2 separate regions of the Homo sapiens genome follow, and region 2 is linked to region 1. Evidence: chromatin loops called from intact Hi-C (ENCODE). Cell type or tissue: natural killer cell. All regions are shown on one strand.

Region 1 (8,000 bases):
AAATGATAAAAGTTTGAGGTGATAGATAAGCTACATGCTCTGATTTGATCATGACACAATCTATACATGTATTATAACATCACATTTTACCACATAAATATGTATAATTTTTATGTACCAATTAAAAATAAAACTTAAAAATTGATTTAGTTGTTAAAATCCTTGTCATAATAAAGCCACCAGTCTGAGAGTTTTATGATTTAGTTCTATCAAAAACTCCAGGTATAGATACATAAAATTTTATATACATAGAAAGTTTATTATAAAGTTAGATATACAGTTGTGAGTTACATGTCATTAAGCAATTTTCTTGCTGTGTGAATATCATAAAATACACTTACACAAACCTAGAGGTTAAAGCCTTCTCCATACCTAAGGTGTATGGTATTGCCAACTGCTCCTAGGCTCCAAACCTGTAGAGCATATTACTGTGCTGAAGACTGTAGGCAATTATAAGACAATAGTAAGTATTTGTGTAAAAAGGTAGTGTAAAATATGGTATTATAATCGTATGGCACCATCATGGCATATGTGGTCTGTTGTTGCCTGAAATAGCATTTTGTGGTGCTTTATTATGCTTAATAAACATTGAGATTTTTAAAAAATGTAACAGTTGGTCTTTCTTTCTCTCTCTCTCTCTCTCTCACACACACACACACACACAAACACACACACCCCCCACATACTCCAAGATTAATGGTAACAAGTGTTGATGAGGATGTGAAGCAACAGGAACTCTCATATATTACTGGTGGAATTGTTAAATGGGGTACAACTCTTTTGGAAAAGTTTGCTTCTTTTTTAAAGTTAAATTGGTATCTACCATACGACACAGACATTCCACTTCCAGGTGTTTACTCAAAAGAAATAAAGATATATATTCATAGAAAGATTATAAGTAAATATTCATAGTCAAAAAGTAGACAGTACCCTGTCTACTTTGAGCACTCACATACTGTGCCCCATACTTATATATTGTGCACCCCCTCATATTTATATGTTGAAGTTCTAGCCCTCAATACTTTAAATGTAATTGTATTTGAAGATAGGGTCTTTAAAGAAGTAATTAAGTATAAGTGAGGTGCTTACAGTAGGTCGTAATTCAAGATGACTTGTGTCCTTATATGAAAAGGAGATTAGAACACAGAAGTGCACAGAGGAAATACCATGTGAAGACACAGAGAAAAGACACATGTGGAAGCCAAGGAGAGAGACCTTAAAAGAAATCAACCTTGCCACTACCTGAATCTCTGACTTGGCCTCCAGACTGTTGGCAAATAAATTTATGTTTTTTAAGACATCTAGTCTGTGCTACTTTGTTGTGATAGCCCTAGAAAATGAATGCAAATTCATTAACAGATAATGAATTAAAAAATGGGAGGTTGCCTATATAATGCCCTACTACTCAGTGATAAAAAAATAAGTCATTTACACATGCAACACTGTGAATGGATGAACCTATAAGTAATTTTTTTAAATAAAATAAGCCAGATGCCTCTCCCAATTATATTGTCCATTATTCCACTTATAAAATTATAGAAAATACAAACTACTCCATAGTGACATTAGGCTGATACTTATGGGAAATGGAATGGCAGGGATGGTGTCTTAATCCATTTTGTGTTGCTACAACTGAATACCTGAGGCTGGGTAATTTCAAAAGAAAAGAATTAGCTCATGGTTCTGCAGCCTAGGAAACTCAGGAAGCATGGCGTCAGCATCTGCTCATCTTCTGGTCAGGGTCTCGTGCTGCTCCCACTCAACATGTAAGCAGAAGGGGAGTAGGCCCGCGCAAAGAGATCCCATGGCGAGGGAAGAAGTTAGACATTTTAGCAACCCACACTCACAGGAGCTAATCCATTCTCCAGACAGCAACAACTTACTCATCCCCATAAGAAGGCACTAGTCTATAAATCTGTAAATGAGGGATCCACTCTCATGACCCAAATACCTGCCACTAGGCTCCAGCTCCCAACACTGTCACATTGGGGGATCAATGTGTTTCCCATTGACAGTGTTTCCCATTGAAATGTGATCCCTCAATATGATCAAATTTGTTTTAGTGGAAACAAATCATATGTAAACCACTGAAGACAGGTTGGAGGAATTACGATGTGCACAAGTTTTATAGGTATGCATATGTGGGAATATCAAATGGTACACTTTATACTTGTGTATTATTAATTATACTTCAATATGATTATTTAAAATAAGAAAAAAGAACGATGTTACATTATAAGTGGTACATAGTAAACACATTTTAAAAATTTTCCTGTTTTCAGAAGTTACTCTATAAACAATAGAAGTTTCACGTGGTGTTTATAAAGGGATAGAATATTTCCCAATTTAGAGATAATGTTTCTATAATTTATCCACTGCATCTATTTATTTAGTTTTTGATATTTTTTCCCAAAGAATATGTACCACTTGGTCTGCTGAAAAACAAAATGAAACAAAACAAAATTGTTTTCCCTTCCAAATATTAACTACAAACTCTTCTTTGTTTTACAATCAAGTAGAGAAATGTGTTAGATTTGAAAAAAGAATTGACCTCTTTTTTCTGTTTCTATTCATTTTTTCCCACCAAGTCTTAAAAAGGTGTAAGAGGCAATGAGGTTAAATATGGTAAAAAGATGGTTACAGAATGTGAGAAAATTTAAAAAACCACTCCTGAATTGTCAAAACTTCTTAGAAAAATAAACAAAAAAAGAAAGTGTGAAGAAATGAGACCAATGTTATTCCTCCAGAGAGCTCATTTTCCTTTGCAAATATTTTATGAATGCCATGAAATTAACTGATTTAAGTGAATCTTCTTCTAGAAGGTTATTACAAAAACTTACCATTCTACTTTCTTATCTCTATTTCACTGAGCTTCCCTACTGTGTTTAAAACTATGTTGTTATTACCATATGGCCACTGATGTTAATAGACAGTACCAAATTAAGAGGACAATAATTTTATTAAGACTATTTTGAGTGTATTAAAAAGTATACATTTAAAGTATTTGGGAAACTTGCAATGATATTTGATCACAGCAGAAAATTCTTATCTTGAGGATAATGCTTCAATGTCTATTTCCATCTAACTTTTCACTGCTATTTCTCATCCCTCCCTTTTTATACATAGGAGAAAAATAGGATGCATCTGAACAAGTTATATTTTGTATCTCCGAAAACACTCTTGACTTTCTGGTATGTCTGTCTCATTAGTTCTTTACTAGTTAATGTTCTCTTATTTTTCAAATCATAGGTTTACTATCATCCTAAATCTTTCATAGGGCATCCTAAATCTCCCACTACTTCCTGCCTAGACAGAATTAATCACTCATCCATCTGCACTCCATGAATATGTTAAGGCATTTAAATTCAATATATATTATTTAATAAGTGTCTGTTTTATATCAGGAATTTTTTTTACATATACCTCTTCTCACTAAAATGAAAGCTTGTAGAGATTAAGAAGCATGCCATTCTTTTTGTATTCATGACACTTAACATAGCGCCTGAGATTTAGTATCGATTAATGCTTACTGAATTAATCCATTTATATGACCTTTGAAATATTGTTATTGTGGACTGTACCATTCTGCTCAGATAACTTATTCATCTAATCACTAGGCTTCTTTGCAAGATTCCTTAGTTAAAATAGTTCAGTTTCAGTGTAACAGGTATCACGTGAAATATCTAAAGGAATATATATTCCTCCTAGGAGAACCAACATATGTAAATCACATTTTCTGTTTATTATAAGAAGATTGACCTCTATGTATAGGTATTTTCACAAACCTTCTATTACCTTTTATGAAGGACTTCACTTTTAGAGAATCATGATAGCATATTGGCTCAGCTACAGAGTTGAAGTCAGAGAAAAATGTATTCAGATGCCAGTTATATGACTTCGTGTTGTGTCTTGTGTAAACATGTTTGCAAGCTATTTTGACTATCAGAAATTAATTTTACTTATTAGGAAAAAAGGACAATACATTCTTTCCTTTATTGATATAAGCACTAAATGAACTATGTACGTGAGATGCTGATAGAGAAGCTGCATGTAGCAAGCACTCAAATACTTTAAAAGAAAATATCTATTTACCACTGCCATGTGTCCAGCTATAAATTTGTAGTCTAGCTAAAGAACTAAAACGTGTTCACAGAAAACTGTTAAATAGAAACACACCATAGGTAAAACCCATCAGTAGAGGGAAATTCATAGATCAAACTCAAGATACCCCAGCAATGTAGTGATGCTATATAAATCTCTCAATCCTCTATCATGAAGGTTTAAAGTCAAAAGGATAAAAAACAAGCATATCTAAAATTAGTGACTAAGGAACACATAATAGATAAAGAAGTAAATTAAGGTAACAAAAATATAAATGGTCTTGAGTACTTTTTTAAAACTAAAGTTAAATTGTTATCAGCTTAAAATTGTCTGCTGTAACTACAAAACTCTTTATGTTAGCCCATGTTAACCGCAAAGAAATAAGTGACACAAATGATAAAGAGGAAGGAAACAAAGCTGAGGACCACAGAAAACTGTCAAACCATAGAGGTAAACAAGAGAAGAAGAAAAGAACAAAACAACTACAAAATAATCAGAAAATGATCAAAATAACCAAAGTGAGTTCTTATTAATCAATATTAACCTTGCATGTAAATGAATTAAATTATTCAATTAAAAGATAGAGTGGCTGAGTGGATAAAAAGCAAGCAAACAAACAAACATAAAAACAAGACCCAACTCCTTGCTGCCTGCAATACTCACCTCACCATTAAAGGCAAACATAGATTGAAGTGAACGGATGAAAAAAAAATTGCATGCAGCTTTTGCAGCTGTATTTAGATCAAATTTAAAAAAGACTTTAAGTAAAAAAATTGTAAAAAGAGAAAAGGTTAATATGTAATGATAAAGCGATCAACTCAACAAGCGATTACAATAATTATAAATATATGTACCCAATACTAGAGTACCTAGGTATAAAGCAGGTTTTTTTGAAAATTAAACAGAAACCCACCAGTAGAGGTAAATTTATAAATCAAACTCTAAATACCCCAGAATATAATGGTGCTATATAAAAAATTGACAAGCCTTTAGTGAGACTAAGAGGGAGAAAACTCACACAATAAAATCAGAAATGAAAAGAAGACATTAGAACAAATATCACAGAAATACAAAAGACAATAAAAAGCTATTATGAACAACTATACACCACCAACCTTGATAACATAGAAGAAATGGATAAATTCCTAGATACACACAGCCTACCAAGATTAAATTATGAAGAAATAGAAAATCTAAAAAGACCAATAATGGGTGGAGAAATTGAAGACGTAAAAAGTAGTATTTCAGCAAAGAAGATCCCAGGACTTGATGTCCTCACTCTTGAATTCTATCAAACATTTAAATAACTAATAACAATTTTCCACAAACTGTTTCAGAAAATTAAAGACAAGTTAATACTTCCAAACTCACTTTATGAGCCAGCATTACACTAATTCCAAAACTGGATGAGAACATAAAAAACAAAATGGAACCTATAGGCCAGTATATTTCATAAAAGTAAATGCAAAAATTATCAACAAGATACTAGCAAACTGAATCTAAGTGTGCATTAAAAAAGATAATTCACTATAATTAAGTGGGAATCATTCATGGGATGCAAGGATGGTTTAACATATGCAAATCAATGAATGTTATATACTTTATTAAGAGAAAGAGAAACAACCACATGATTTTTTCAATAGATGCAGATAAAGCATTTGACAAAATTCAAAATTCCTTCATGACAATAACTTTAAACAAATTAGGTATAGATGGTATGTACCTCGACACAATAAATGTCATACATAACAAATCTGAGACTTGCATCACAGGGAATGGGGAAAAGCTAAAATCTGTCCTAAGGCCAGGAACAAGATGAGGATGTTCCCTTAACCATTTTGTTCAATATACTACTGGAAGTCCTAGCCAGAGTAATTAGGCAAGAGAAACAAAGACAAGGCATATACATCGGAAAAGAAATAAAATTATCCCTGAGTGTAGAAAATTTTATCTTGTATATAAAAAACAATATAGGCTTCAGTAAAAAAAAAAAACTGTTAGAACTAATAGACAGTAAAGCTGCAGAATACAAAATCAAAATAAAAATTAGTGTTTCTATATAGTGTTAGTGAACCAATATGAAAAAATAATCAAGAAAACAATTTCAGTTACAATAGCTACAAAAAATTATATACTTAAAAATAAGTTTAACCAAAGAGGTAAAAGATCTCTACATTGAAAACACTATGAAATTTTTACAACAGGGGATACAAAGGGACACAAAGAAATGGGAAGGTAGTCTGTGTTAATGGATTGGAAAAATTAATATTGTAAAAATGACAATACAACCTAAAGCGATCTGCAGATGTAATGTAATCCTTGTCAAAATACTGGCAACATTCTTCGCACAAATAGAAAAACAATCATAAGATTCATATGAAACACAAAGGACTCAAAAGCCAAAGCATTCCTGAGTGGAAAAAAACAAACTTGAGACATCACACTATTCAACTCAAAATATGGTACAAAGCTATGGTAACAAAAACATCGTGGTACTGCAATGAAAGCAGACACACAGACCAATGGAAAGGAATAGAGAGCTCAGAAATAAATCCATACATTTATAGCCAAATGATCTTGGACAAAGGTGTCAAGAACACACTTGGAGAAAGGACAGTCTGTTCAATAAATGGTACTTGGAAAACTGGATAATCACACACAAAAGAATATAACTAAATCCCTGTTTCTCGCTACTTACAAAAAATTTACCTCAAAATAAATTAAAGACTTAAATGTAAGACCCCAAACTATGAAACTACTCAAAGAAAACATAGGGGAAATGTTTCAGGATATTGGTCTGGGCAAGGATTTTTTTTTATTTTTTATAAACATGTTTTATTTATTTTGCTTATACCATCAGAGCTGAAACTACTGTCTGTCATTTTTGTGAAATGGAAATCAATCTAAAACACATACTGGTGCCTTTCAAAAGATAGCAATTGAAAAGGGCGGTAGCAGCAGGCATTTGGTATCTTTTCCTTTTAAAAAAAAGTTTTCAAGCAGAAAGAAGAACATGTGACCAAGAGTGTTATGATTATCCACTAGAGATTTTCAGTCAGTACCTGTACCAATTTAGGTGACAATACTGGACAAGGATTTTTTTGAGACCTTAAAAAAGCACACAACCAAAGCAAAAATAGACGAATAAGATTGTACAATAGAAAACTTCCATTCAGCAAATAAAATAATTGACAGAGTGAAGAGACAATAACTTCAGAATAGGAGAAAATATTTATAAACTATACATGTATTCCAAGGGGTTAATATCTAGAATATATAACTAATGTAAACAGCTCAAAAACAAAATATGAAAAGACCCAATTAAAAAATGACCAGCAGGTACATAAAGCATTCTCAATATCACTAATTATCTAGAAATGTAAATCAAAACTGCACTGTGATTACCACCTAACTCCAGTTAAAATGGCTATTCTCAAAAAGACAAATAAGTAATAAATGCTGGCATGGATATGGAAAAGTGAACATACACACTGTTGGTGGGAATGTCAGTCAGTATAGCTATTATAGAAAACAATATGGAGGCTGCTAAAAAACTAAAAATGAAAGTAACATATGATCCAGCAATCCCACTACTAGATACATCTCTAAAAGAAATGAAGTCAGTATTTTGAAGAGCTATCTGCATTCCCATGTTATTGCAGGAAATGGAATCAACCTAAGTGTCTACCAATGGATGAATGGATTAAGAAAATGTGGTATATATGCACAATAGACTACTACTTAGCCATGGAAAGAATAAACTTTGTCATTGCATAAACCTGGAAGACATCATGGCAGGTGAAATGCGCCAGACCCACAGAAAGGCAAACCCAAATGATCTCACTTATATGTGGAATCTAAAAAAAGGTGACACATAGAGACAGAGTACAACAGTGGTT
Region 2 (8,000 bases), 180 kb after region 1:
CATGACTCTTTAAAACTCTACAACTTTTCTTAGGCCTCACAATTTTCAACATGTCTTTTTTAATCTACCTGATGTTCCCTCTGACTTTACCACTTTGAAAGAATAAGTGGTATATTCCAATATTACTAGGAGTTCCCTTCATATTCTGTATGTTTCTTATTCTAACAGTTACCACACCTTATAAAAATTATTTTTTCACATCTCATTCTTTCTCCAGAAGATAAATGCCGTGAAAAATAGTGACAAATATCTATGTTGACTGCCATTCAGCATTTAGTAGAGTGTTAAGCATATAATAACTCATTAAATATCTGTTGAAATAATACATTTTTAAAAACAGTTTTCAAATTATTTTTCAGCTTCTTGATAGTGCACTGGCAGAATTTCCAACATACATATTTATATCATTATATGCTTTTAGAATGTGTTTCTCTTCTTTTTAAAAGCTTTATACAAGGAGAAAAATAAAAATAAAGCACCAGGGAAAATACTGTTGTGGTGAGAGTATTCTACATATACACATTTGTACCAAGATAAATATTACCACTTGCCCAGGTGTGTAGTTTTCTTATCCATTCTGTACTACAGTCTTATCAGCTGCTTGCTTTGGAAATGCTTTATTTCCATTATAGCTTTCCTTGTTTAGAGCTGTTAAGTTTTTAATCACTAATGTCTTTTTGTACAATCATATGCAATCACATGTTTAGGTTATGGCTTGCACTCTCTCTCTCCCCGCCCCCCTTCTCTGTCTCTCTCTTCTTAGAATCCTTAATATTCTGAGTGTGGGCCTATATTTTATAGCAGGATTGCAAGTAAAACAAGTTGATATTTTAACATGAAGAAAATTTTATGATGTTTCTCAAGGGCACTAAAAACTCTACCTTGAAATTTTCTTAGGGCAAAGGGGCAAATGACAGGAATATAAAAAAGACTTAAATATCAAAATATGTACCTTTGAATGTACTTGTGAGCAGGAAGTGGTTCCTGGAATTTAGTAATAAATTTAGCCTAGTAAGAGTACAGTGCTTCAGAAGCTGTGATTATGCCAAAGCACGGTCATTATCTTAGTGGATGGAAATGACAGGAAGAGTATGCACACCTAGACATCTCAGCAGATGCCTTAAAGTGGAAAAACAAGTGGAACTTCCTTTCATCTGAGCAAAACCATTTATAATTTAGAGAATGTGACTACCTCCAAGTTCAGAATGCATGAGCCAAGAAATTTGACTTTATCAGCTTCTTATAAGAAAGAGGTTTAATAATAAACAAATGTCATACGGATTAAGAAAATAAAATCCATCAGTCAAATGTTCTCCCACACACAGAATAAAACAAAAACAGAAACAGCTGTAATAGAGGCTTTAAGTACTACCATTTGAAGTAATCAAAACATTATCCATTTATTAAAAAAATATTTCCATTTCTTAATGATGCCCCTTTGTATTGTTGAGTGATTAGTTCCTTTGGGGAAGCTAGCTGTTAATAAATAAGGTCTCATGTTAAGATCTTTGTTCGTAAATTATGTGAGAAACTCTGGTTAATTAATTCCCTTCAGTTGTGGGGGAGACCATAGTTAATTTATACTTGGTAAAACAGAATGATGAAAATGCTTATATAAACAAGTAATCACTTCTTTATGACATAAGCTAAAAAATTAATTAATACTTGTGAATACAAAAGCACTTTCAATTTAACTTTCCTTTTATTCTTACAATGCACATGAGACATAAAGCACAGGAATATTTTTGGAACTTTTTATATGTAAAAAGAGAAAAATCATTCTTGTTTTCCAACTTTTAAGTATTTTTCCAGGACATTTCTTCAATTAAAAAAATTTCTATATGTGTACATAGAGATACTTTTAAAAACTGAGTAGATTTCTGAGTTACACCCCTCTTGTCAAGATTCACACCCCTCTCATCAAGATGTCCAGCATGCATCTGTGACCTGTTTTAAAATACCTGCTGGGTGATTCTGGGAATGTTTAGGATTAATAATCCCTGCTCTACTCAATGTAAACCCTTCTCTTTTATGTCAGTCACTCCCAAAGTTCTATTTTCTCTAAGTGGGTGATTTCCTCATCTGCATTTATAGTCTTGATATGTCAGCAGAAATTCCAATCAGCAATTCTAACTCCACATTGGATTTTTCCATGTGGATGACCTGTCAAACCCAAGTTAATGTTCAACAATAAATCCATGCAGAGGCTTTAAAAGAGGCACACAGTTTAAAAAGCAGAGGTCTGTGGTCAGTGGATATTTCAGTGTTGTTTTGGCCTTCATTTTACATCAGTTTGCTTCTTTTGATTGTGTTTATTACACCCTCTGGGATCTGGCCTTCATTCTAAGTCTTTAGTAATATGTCACATTTTCTAAATTCAAAGATGTTTTCGAGCATTTTCATTCTAATTCCTGTACATTCAGAAAGCTGGAATTATTTTCTTTCCCTGTATTTTCTGGGAAGACTTTTAAGTATTGATATTGAATGTTAGACTTTATCTTTCTGAAATCGATCAATATTATTACAAACAGAATGTCAGGGTTTCCAGACCTTGCAAAGAGCTTTTAAATCAAGATCAGTTGGCATGTGTAAAGGCAATAAGTTTATTACTTGTGACCTCTGAGGAATTCTTTCTCCAAACTATGAGGAAAGGCTTTGATTGCAGACACACATTTTCCTTCAATAATATTTATGCTGGCTATTACGACAATGTGTAATTTTAACAAAGCAAAGTTTTGATGAGGAAGGTCTATAAGAATATGCAATAATATGAAAAAGAACTTCACTAATAAAAATCTTTGTAAAAGTTTATCATTTGAACTTTACTCAAAGGTAAACTTGTCTACAACTGTGACGTTGAAACATGAACTCAGCATGTTTTCTAACAATCTTGCAACCCAAATATTTCAACTTCTATTCCCCGGAAAACACAAACACCAAGGTGAGGATTAGGGATGAGCTCAGTACCTTCTCTGTCTATCTGCCTAGATTGTATCCTTATTCTTCAAGACCCATTTCAAACACACCTTCTGCATAATGCCTCACATGATCCCATGTTAGACATGATTTTTCATTCCTTTAAAGCATACCACATTAACTTGGTTTTTATAGAAATTATTTTATGATGCTCCATATTGCTATTATGTAAACATCTAATTTTCCTATCTTTGAAGACATTATTTCCTATACTATCTAAAGGTCTGTTTCGTGCAATAGGTACTCAAACACCTGAGTCACATAATAGCTACTCAGATACCCAAGTCACATAATGGTACTCAAATACACAAGTTAATTGAACCAGTTTCACCAGCACTCAATCTGTGTCTCTTCCAATTTATTCAATTTGAAACACGTGAACCTTTGCCAGTTTCAGTAGTAGAAATCAATCTTATTAGTGAAACTAACAAGTGGTGAAAGCAATATTCGGTAGAAGAAAGGTCAGGGAGTAGTGATGAGGAAGTCTTGCCACTCTTGGCCCACAAACCACAGAACAACTTCATGTTTCAACATATCCTCTCTCTCCTATTGCTGCTTGGGCTGTTATCACAGCAGCACCAGAAAGTCTTTACATCAGTTTCTGACTGCCACATAATATTGCCATGTCAAGTATGGAACTGAGTTCTCAGAGATGCTGCCTAATTGATAGCAAGATCAGGATTCATGGGAATCTTTGTCAGTCTTAATCAAGAAATTAGGGGAAAAGACAACTCTGAGTGATAGAGAAACAAGTAGAATCAGTCGTTCATGCCACCAATTTGTTTCTTCTTATTTCTTCCCCACACCTCCCCACTCCACCCCCTTTAGAATTTGTTTCCTGCTATGAAGATGCAGTCTAAACAGCTTTCCTTCCTTTTTACTTTGCTTTTTACTTTCTAATACGTTATAGCATATTAGAGAGGCATTTTAGAATAATAGATTGAGAGATTTGGGTTGCAGATCCTGATTTTGAGAATGCAATTAAAGAAAAAATAATAGCATATAATGGCATGATATAACCATTTAGCATATATTAACTCATTTCATCCTTATATTTATATGTTTGTTACCAATATTATCCACATTTTGCCCATGAAGGAATCAAAACCTAGACTGCATTAGGACCTTGCTCAGCATCACAAAACTACCAAGTAGAATGCCTCTGAGCAAGACATAGAAGGTCCAAAACCTAAATTTTATCTAGGGGTATTTTTTATGGACCAGGAAAAATCTGACAATATAAGTCTGAAACTCATTCATTCTTTATTTCTCTTACACCAACATTTAATTCATTAACAAACTGCGTTACTTTTTCAGGGACGTCTCAGAGATCAGATTATTAAATTGTTAACCCAATCCCACCCCCAGCCTGGGCATCCTCCATTCTTTTTGTTTTCTACCTAGAATGTATTATTATCTAATATGCTATTATATGGGCTTATATATTATATTTGTATGTTCCATCTTCATCTCAGCAGCCCCTTCCATACCTTCCATAGCTCTGATAGAATATAAGCTCCACAAACAGTTTTGTTGTGGTAGTTTTTTGTTTGTTTGTTTGTTTTTACTAATTCGTTCAGTTTTCTATATTCAGGCCATGGAGCACTGCCTGGTACAGAAGAGATAAATATTTGTTGAATTAGCAAATTGTTTAGTTACTCATATTAATTATTGAATAAAGCAGCAGAATCTTCCTTTCAAATTTATGTTTGTATAAAGCATTGTTTAGAATTAAGAAAAACAAAAAAGTGTACCAAGAACATTTCTCTCATAGATTTACAAAAGTCTGTCTTTTCTTCCTCTGTAATAGCAAAATAATAATATTTTCTTATTTGGAAATAGGGCAAGAGCATGTCTCAGTTGGAGCCTCTTGCTCTTTTCTTTCATATTGAAACAACCCCACCTTGTGGAATGAAGGGTAAATTTGCCAAAGTCTCAAATACTCGGGCAGCATTTTTGCAACTGCAGATATATAGGGCACTGCGTACTTTTGGCTCTTTCAAGTCTCTGTTGATTTCCAAATGTTTCATAACTACTGTGGGTGGAGGTGCTGGAAACACAGGCTGTTTACTGTCCCAATTGAGCCACTCCCTGAGGTGATGTTTGAGCAGCAAACTTTGATTCGCTATTTTTTTTTTTTAAGAAATATTCCTTTGCCTCATAGTTGTGCCAGAATATTATTTGTTCTAGTTTGTTTTCCTAGAAGAATACCATACTTTCTCATAAAATGTATGTAAGTTCTAAGGTGGTGTATTTATACAATTATAAGGCAACCAGAGACGACTACAACCAGTGAAGATGGACAGTTCTGGATTGATTAAGGAAATCAATGACTATATCCTGAGATAATTCAGACTGAATAGGAGCTTTTGCTAGGAAAAAAAGATGTTCTAGATTATATTGTACTCTGGGCAGTAAAAATTCCAATTTAAGCTGAAAGTATTGTAAGGAAATAACTATGTGTTCCTCAGTGCTAATAGCCTTAGAAGTTCCAAGGATAATTTGTTTGATTGATGGACTATGGCAGATGACACAGAAAATATCATATTTTATATTTAAATGAATACAACCACTGTGTATTGTTTACTCAAAATTACTTTTGGTTTGAAACAATTTTTCTTCCTTTTAGTAAATATAGAAAAGAGCAAATTGCTTTACAAATATTATTGGTTTTAAATAAGTCTTCCTTCACATCTTAATTTTTTAAGTAAATTCTTAAAGAAATCAATTTACCCAAAGTTCCTTAAATAAAAACTATTCTAATTTTCTTGTTATCCTTCTATTTGTATCATACTTTTGTATGTATTTTATATTGTTCAATATATTTTATATTGAACAAGTATATTATATTATACTTGTTCAATATAATTGAACATTATATTATATTGTTCAAGTATTTTATATTGTTCAATATTCATGTGGTTTACATTTTAGACATTTCCCTTAGTATTTATAGTTAATATGTTTTGACGCTGTGAGCATTTTTCATATCTAAGTAATATTTCTTTAATATTAAGTATCATAACACATGTAATAATTCTTCCATTTAAAAAAATTTATAATTTCTCTCTACTGTAATCAGAATATGAATTGCTACCATTTTATGACTGCAATATTCTTTAGAAAAATTATTGAATAAAGTCAAAAGAGAGAATAGAGATAAACATCACATTTAAATTCAATGTTTATGTATAAGAACATCTTGGGTAATACAGGTTAGGTTTTTCTCAATAACAATCTAGTTACCTCTTCTCCCTATACGTTCTCTGCATGATGTGAAAGACAGAAAGATTTCATTTTCCTTGCCAGTGCTTATAAGGGCAGTTATAGATAACCCACTCTGCCTCTTCCTTCAGGATGTTAAGTAGAAGTAAAATCCCAAGAATACACAGTCCAGAGTGGGTTTCCAATACCCACCAAAACCTAGCATGAGCTGTTGTATAATTAGATCAGACTGCGCATAAAGCACTTTGAACAATGCCTGGCATAGAGCAAGAACTCAATAAATGTTAGCTGTTGTTACATTTTTACATCTATGTCTGTTGAAAGGTACATCTATTCTCCATGGATCCCATATTCATTCTCTAAAGCTCCATAATATTGTTAAAATATTTTGAAGCAATAAGAGATTCTGTGAACCAGTAGCTTCCCCAATATAGTCATGCATAGCTGGGGCTAGAATTCAATCACAGAAATATTGTTTGTTTTTCTTCTTTCCACACACAGTTAAAGAAAACATAAAATAAATTCATTAATCTTAAACTATAATAAGCTCCAAATTGTAGAATCAGAAAGACTACAATTGGTTTTTTACATTTCAGGTAAAATTATAAGATATAATCTTATCACATAGCAGCCAAAAAAAATCTTAAAAATCTAAAATAAAATGATTGCTTATGTAAATGCAGATTTGAGATTATTATAAGAGGAGAAGATCATTATTCTTTTCAGTTTCAAAGGAAATGAATTCTAAGATTTTAGTCAGAAAATGGCATTAGTGTAACACTCAGAATTGATAACTCTTTAAGTGTTATTTAATAGGGTTGAACATTGTTAATTTCAGGGTGATGGTAGGCTCTTCTCCCTGTGGTGAATGAACAAACAAAGACGATAAAAGTCAATCAAGAATTCAGAATCACAACAAGGGTTCTACTAATTTACTTTCATGGTACATTTTAGTTATTTTTAAAGCTCTCTTACATTCAACAATAAGTACATACTACTAGACATCGCTATGGGATGCCAATTGTACCATGACTATGAATTATTTGTAGAAAAGTAGAATGAGTGTTGTAATTTTTTTAAAGATATAATTGATTAACAGCTTCACATCTAGTATATTCTAGGAAGCCTGAGAGAGAGGGTTTAGATGTGAAAACACAAATTATGTAATTACTAAATCAACCCCCTCTTGTCACTCATTGAATAGTAATCCTTTCCACATCAGTTTTTGGCATGATTTTAATGACTAAAAATAAAAGTACTGTTTCATTTTCAGATTGCAATTTAAATAGCAATGCAATCATGCCAGAGATTTAATGAAAAAAAAATTCTGATATATTCTTATATGCAACCCGACCATAATGTAATGAGACTGCTGTGTCCTATCACAGATTAAGAATCCTGACAAGGTTTTCTCAAAGGCATTCCATATAGAACAAGTCCCTCTAAAACAAGATTCTTTCGGATAGTCTTGCTGAGGGGTAGTACAGTGTAGTAATTAAGAGCATAGGCTCTGGAACCTGATCATAGGAGTTCAGAAGCTATTTCTGTCATTATTCCATTTTGATCCAGTATTGCCTTTAGATTAGGCTGAAAGGGCCTGTGTTCTGAGCTCTATGTCTAGAGGGCCCCCCAAATCACAAAAACTGAAATGCAAAGTTTTTTTTTTCAGCCTCTTAACATGTTTTGAAATTTCATAAAAGGAGGGAAGACATGAAGGAAAGAGGTAAAAACCAAATTGGGTTTCACAAACCAGATAATCTCAGGCTAACAAGAAATGTGGGCAAGGATAGGTAGAGCCA

The links. A loop is a pair of places that touch in the nucleus more often than their neighbours do. Peaks named below come from ENCODE experiments on the same cell type or tissue, not always from the same donor. Only the 100,000 strongest peaks of a DNase experiment are listed, where the experiment ranks them.
Region 2: a loop joins it to region 1, with 4 times the contacts of the local background. A loop is called at or near these places in 4 of 110 quality-filtered maps.

Annotation. Positions count from the first base shown.
Region 1 is chr11:37,627,557-37,635,556 of GRCh38, reverse strand. No RefSeq gene overlaps it. Among named protein-coding and RNA genes, the nearest start is that of LINC02760, 310 kb to the left of the region's middle. In natural killer cell, no CTCF peak of the experiment used is centred here; no DNase peak of the experiment used is centred here; H3K27ac peaks cover 2,454 bases.
Region 2 is chr11:37,446,267-37,454,266 of GRCh38, reverse strand. No RefSeq gene overlaps it. Among named protein-coding and RNA genes, the nearest start is that of LINC02760, 490 kb to the left of the region's middle. In natural killer cell, CTCF peaks have their summits at 4,638 and 4,837; no DNase peak of the experiment used is centred here; H3K27ac peaks cover 280 bases.